Linked DNA regions of Homo sapiens: region 1 is linked to region 2. A link is a loop called in an ENCODE intact Hi-C map of the cell type or tissue named here. Cell type or tissue: Caco-2. All regions are shown on one strand. Links, peaks and the distances in the headings refer to the core of each region. The heading gives the core; the rest is flanking DNA. Region 1 has its middle 16 kb from the start of LINC02982. Region 2 has its middle 31 kb from the start of TRIP13.

The links. A loop is a pair of places that touch in the nucleus more often than their neighbours do. Peaks named below come from ENCODE experiments on the same cell type or tissue, not always from the same donor. Only the 100,000 strongest peaks of a DNase experiment are listed, where the experiment ranks them.
Region 1: it touches region 2 in a loop (8-fold over the local background); 7 of 110 quality-filtered maps call a loop at or near these places.

Annotation. Positions count from the first base shown.
Region 1 is chr5:979,823-982,727 of GRCh38, forward strand. No RefSeq gene overlaps it. Among named protein-coding and RNA genes, the nearest start is that of LINC02982, 16 kb to the right of the region's middle. In Caco-2, for the core only: no CTCF peak of the experiment used is centred there; a DNase peak (open chromatin) is centred at 1,332.
Region 2 is chr5:922,392-925,296 of GRCh38, forward strand. No RefSeq gene overlaps it. Among named protein-coding and RNA genes, the nearest start is that of TRIP13, 31 kb to the left of the region's middle. In Caco-2, for the core only: a CTCF peak has its summit at 1,198 (motif pointing right); a DNase peak (open chromatin) is centred at 1,240.

The DNA of each region.
Region 1 (2,905 bases), core at 254-2,753, 57 kb after region 2:
ACAGGGAGGTGGGCAGAGGCGGGCAGAGGTGGGCAAAGGTGGACAGGGCCCCACCCTTTTCTCCCTCCTTTCTTTGCTTTTCTCCTTCTGAGCTTCCTGATCATTTACAGCAGGAACTGTCTTCCTGATGACCTCACTCCCACCCCAGTGCCTGGTATACAGTGGGCGCTCAATAAATGTTGGTGGAGTGAATGGTCACTGGCAAGGGCAGAGGCCATAAAGAGGAGAGATTTCGGGCCTCAGCCAAGAGCTCCTGGCCACCGTGGGGCCTCCTCGCTCACCGCACAGGTCCTCCCACCCAACCTGGGCAAGGGATTGTGGTGTGAGTGTGGACGAGGCCTGGGCATCCTGAGACTTCTCAAGTTCCCATTTCCTCAGCTGGCACAGAGAAGCCAACTCTGTGAGGGCCCCAGGGCTCAGTATTCACCTTCTGAACTTGGGGGAAGAAAAACCAGTCCAGGTTACATCCAAGGAGCACTCGTTGAGACACTTGGTCTGGGAGGACAGTGCTAATCAAAGCCTCACGTCCCTGGCAGTGCAACTCCACAACTGCTCAGCCCCACACAGACACAACATGTGGGCGGGTGATTCGGTTTTTGCGGAATTGACTTTGTGTGTGGATGTCATGGAGACACTTCCTGGCGGGCGCCGAGAGAAAGGGGCATTGTTCTTCCCGCCGGAGAAAGGAGGGCACTGGGGGAGCCTTGGGCAGTCCCCTCTGTGGCCAGAGAAAGAGGCTGGGAGGCGTCCCGGGGGCCTCTGAGGCTGGGCGATTTGGGGTGCCAGAGACCGCTAAAGCAGCGGCCCACTGCCCAATTTATGTGTGCGCTAAATCACGACCATGATTTCTGCGTGTTTTCTAGAATAGTAGCCAGTCACAAAACACAGGACATGGTCTCATAACGTTCCAGATTCTAAACATTTACAATCAATCTCTATGCTTTTTAACAAATATCTCAAAATCAGACTCATCTTTTCAACATATTTTTAGTGTTCTGGTTTCCGTTTCTGTTTAGGCACATTTGTCACGGCAAAGCCTGGAGCTGCACTTATCAGAAACGTCTAAAAATTCAGAAGCTGATTGCTTTTAAAAGTAGCAGAACTAAAACAAAAACCTAAACACTAGGTTGTTACATTTTGGGAGGTGTCTCCATGTGGACTCCTAAATTATTGTCTGAGGTCTGCTTACTCCAAGAGGCATTTCTCTTTTCAGAAAATTAAAAACATTAAGTACTCCATCCGGACACAAAGCGTCTCCATATGACAGAGTTTTGTTACTGTGGGGAGAGGACAAAGCACCAGCCACACCCCTCATTCCACAGCCTTTCCCAACCCTCCCCTCGAGATGAAACACTGGCCATCTGCAGCGCTTCACCTCTGAGCTGGAAAGAAGCTTGTTTCTTTTGCTTTGATGAGGTTCTGCTGGTTTTGGCGGGACTTTGAAGTTTATTTATTGTCATTAAATTGCATTAATTATTTTTGAAGTTTATACTTTTGTTCACAACTCTTAAGACTTTGTGAAGTGCATAAAATAAGCGTAAATTCAAAAAATTCCAAGAAATGGATCCAACAGTTACTTTTAATTGGCAGCAGAATATGGCCCCCAATTTATTACAAACTTACATGCAATGGTTTAGAACTAATTTTAACTTCCCCTTGAAGTTGGAATTCAAAACCTCACTGGTGGCTTGACATGGTATTAATCAAGGAGAATGTTTGTTTCATAATTTGAAACAAGAACCTGGATCTTTTATGAGGTCCAACATTATTTCCATATGAGGGGGCAGAGTGGGAAGAAGGCAGCTGGAACAGACGCCAGGGCCCAGCCAGGATCTGGGGCCCTCTTGATCTCCCTCATTATCGGAGCTCCTTCTCCCAGGGCCAGCCAGGGGCGCCACACAGCGCAGCCTTTTGCCTGGGGTCAGAGAAAGCTTATGGGCCAGGGCAACAACAAAACCACTTACCACCGCCAGATCGCATTCCCCCCAGCAGAGACCCCAGCCTGCTTCAGCCCCACCCCGAGCAGAGACCCCAAGACCCCGGCCTGCCTCAGTCCACCTGTCCAGAGACCCCTGCCTGCCTCAGCCCCACCCCGAGCAGAGACCCCAAGACCCCGGCCTGCCTCAGTCCACCTGTCCAGAGACCCCTGCCTGCCTCAGCCCCACCCCGAGCAGAGACCCCAAGACCTCGGCCTGCCTCAGTCCACCTGTCCAGAGACTCCTGCCTGCCTCAGCCCCACCCCGAGCAGAGACCCCAAGACCCCGGCCTGCCTCAGTCCACCTGTCCAGAGACCCCTGCCTGCCTCAGCCCCACCTCGAGCAGAGACCCCAAGACCTCGGCCTGCCTCAGTCCACCTGTCCAGAGACTCCTGCCTGCCTCAGCCCCACCCCGAGCAGAGACCCCAAGACCTCGGCCTGCCTCAGTCCACCTGTCCAGAGACCCCAGCCTGCCTCAGCCCCACCCCAAGCACAGATCCCAAGACCTCGGCCTGCCTCAGTCCACCTGTCCAGAGACCCCAGCCTGCCTCAGCCCCACCCCAAGCACAGATCCCAAGATCCCTGCCTGCATCAGCCCTACCAGTCCAGAGCCCCCGGCCTGCTTCAGCCCACCCGTCCCCTTCACTGCATTGGTCTCCATTCCTTTCTCCACAGCTTCCCAGCACTCCTGTGCCAGGGCCTTTCCCCAGCTCCAGGCCCAGCTGCAAGTGAGGTCCAGGCCTCCCTCGGCCCGTGCCATGGAGAGAGGCAGTAACCTGGCGAGGATGCCCGGGTGTGGAGGAGGGACCTGGGCTGGGGCTGTGTTGTGGGGAGGGGCCGGGGATGCCCCCTAGCGGACTGGGATGGTGTCTCTGATGCAGAGATGTTGGGGGAGGTGGTCGCAGAGGTAGAGGGAGGGTAGAGGGAGC
Region 2 (2,905 bases), core at 205-2,704:
ATGTCCCAAACCTCACTGGTGAGGCCCCATGCACTTTCAGGATGGTTGACACTCAGAGACTTCGTGTCCACGTGCTGGCAGAGGGGGACTCCAAACCAACACTCCAGGACCAGGGCGAGGGTTTCTGTGTGATACTCCAGAGGCTCTAGGACATCTCCCCTGGTCCAGGTCAGCTACTGGGCTTGTTCCTGTGCCATCCTCACTGCAGAGGGTCAGAAGACTGGACAGGTCTGGGGCATAGGGATTTGGCAGGCGGTGCAGAGGCGGGGGGGCAGTGCTGGTTCCAACAGACCTGAGGCCCCGAGGGTGATGCTTCTGCTGGGCAGCCGGGTTACTTTTGCCACGGAGAGAAGTGTGCAGGTGGCCCTCATAGTTGGTAAATACCTGTGACCACAGAGAGAGATACCTGGTAAACAATGCTGACAGTCACGGAAGGCTGTGGGCGACTGCTGGGCACCCGTTCCTCAGCGTGGCCTCAGAAGAGCTGCCATCTAGAGCCACGCCTGTGCCCTGTTCCCTCCTGGCCCCTCCGCCTCCCACTGCAGTCAAGGCCCCATCTGCACCATTTGCCATGACATGCACAGGGTGATCCATACCTTTCCCACTGTGCCCTGTGGTCACTGGTCAGGGATGAGGTCACGTCCTCAGACCTCAGGGACACAGCTGCTGAGGTCATGGTCCTTAAGGAAGGCCCTGCCAGAGTGGCCTGGGGATGTCCAGGCAGTTCCAGAAGGAGTCCAGAGCGGCTGCCCTTGAGAAGGAGATGGGTGTGCCCTGAGGAGGGGCAGGAGAAGGGGGTGCTGGGGGGCTCTAAGGCAGGGCCAGCCCCCAGGTCCCCAGGCATGGGCCTGAGGACCGGAACCAACTTGCACCCAGGCCCTCCCAGCCAATGCCCAGCCCCTGGCACTGCTGCCTGTGAGTGAGGACAGTGATGCCAGCCAGAGGACAAATGGGATGCACAGGGCGTCCCTGTGCCCCCCAAGGGAATGAAAAAGGGGTCTGAGGGCTCTCTAGCAGGAGAGGAGGGGCGCCCCACACCGCCCAGGTCCTAGAACCCAGGTGGAAGGAGGAGGCCTGTGGACTGAGGGGAGGAAGGAACAGACAGGGGCCTGCGGACAGACAGGTGGACCCCGACAGGCCCAGATAGGAAGCGCGTTGTGGCATTTCTGCCGCAGGACCCCTTTCCCTTGCCCGCTAGAGGGCGGCGCTGCCCCAGAGACGCACAGCCAGCGGCTTAGCCAAGGCCCCAGCACCAGCGGCCCTGGGCCCTGCCCTGACCCTGTGCTGACTCTGCAGCAGCCTCAGCTCCGAGTCCTAGTGTCTGTCGTGTGAATTATGATTTGTGACCAAAACCTTTGTCTTTCATGTGAGTTATCTGTGACTGAAAGCCTTCTTTCTCTCTCCCCTGAGTTACCATTTATGACTAAAACCGTTCTCTTACTGCCTCTGGGTCATTTTTTACTAAAACCTTTATCACCTGAGCTATCACTTGTGACTGAAAACCTTGTCCATCACCTGAGCTATTTAGTTTTGATTGAAACATCTTTTCTTTGTCATACCTACAAGAATCATAAATTATCCTTTATGACTTGCAGCTTCATCTGTCAATTTAGTTATCATTTATGAGTGAATTCCTTTTATCTTTATCAGCTGAGCTATCATATATGGCTGGAAAACTTTCTTCTCTCTCGCCTGAGTTACCTGTAATGGAAGGCTTCTCTGTATTACTGGACTTATTTACAACTACAGCGTCTGTCTCTCTAGCACTTGAGTTATCATTTATTTATGACTGGCCACCCCGCATCTCTCTCACCTGGTATCATTTATGTCTAAAACCTTTCATTCTCTATCAACTGAATTATTACTGGAAAATGTCTTTCCCCATCATCTAGTTGTCATTCATGATTCAGACCGTTTTCAGTCACCTCAGTTCCTTGTGGCTGGACACTTTTCTTTCTCCATCATCTGAATTGTGATTTATGACTACAGCCTTTCTTTTTATCACCTGAATTATCACATATGACTGGAAAAATGTATGAATGGAAACCTTTTTCTCTACCACCAAATTTCTATCTAAGCCTTTTTGGGTTTTGGGTGGCAGTGGGGGGTTGTTTGATTTTTTTTGTGTGTTTTTTGTTTGTTTTGTTTTTGAGACAGGGTGTTGTTCTGTCACCTAGGCTGGAGTGAGTGGTGCCATCACAGCTTGGCCTTCACCTCCTGGGCTCAATCAATCCTCCAGCCTCAGCCTCCTGCATAGATTGGACCAGGGGCCTGCGCCACCACACTGGCTATCCTTTTATTTTTAGTAGAGACAGGGTCTTGCTATATTGCCCAGGCTGGTCTTGAACTCCTGGCCTCAAGCAATCCTCCTGCCTCAGCCTCCCAAAGTGCTGAGATTATAGACGTGAGTTACTGTGCCCAGCCTTACAAAACCGCTTTTTCTTTATCACCTGAATTACCATTTATGACTGGCACCTTCTTTCTGTTACCTGAGTTATCATTTATGACAGGAAAACTTCCTTCTGTCTCACCTGAGTTGCTTATGATGGAAGGCTTCTCCCTGTATTACATGAATTATTTTTGAGTGAAGCATTCTATCATCTGAGCTATCATTTATGACTGAAACTTTGTATCTCTATCACCTAGATATCCTTTATGAATAAAAGCCTTTCCTTCTCTGTCATTTATGACTGTAATCGTTTTTCTGTATTACCTGAGTTGTCATTATTGCCCAAACCTTCTTTCCCTAGCACCTGAGTTACCACTGTGGCTGGAAACCTTCCTCATAACCCGAATTATCATGTGTGAGTGACACCTTCTTTTCTGTCACCTGGGTTACAATTTATGACCAGCAATCTTTCTCTCACCTGAGTTATCAATTATGACTGGTAGCCCTATTCTTTCT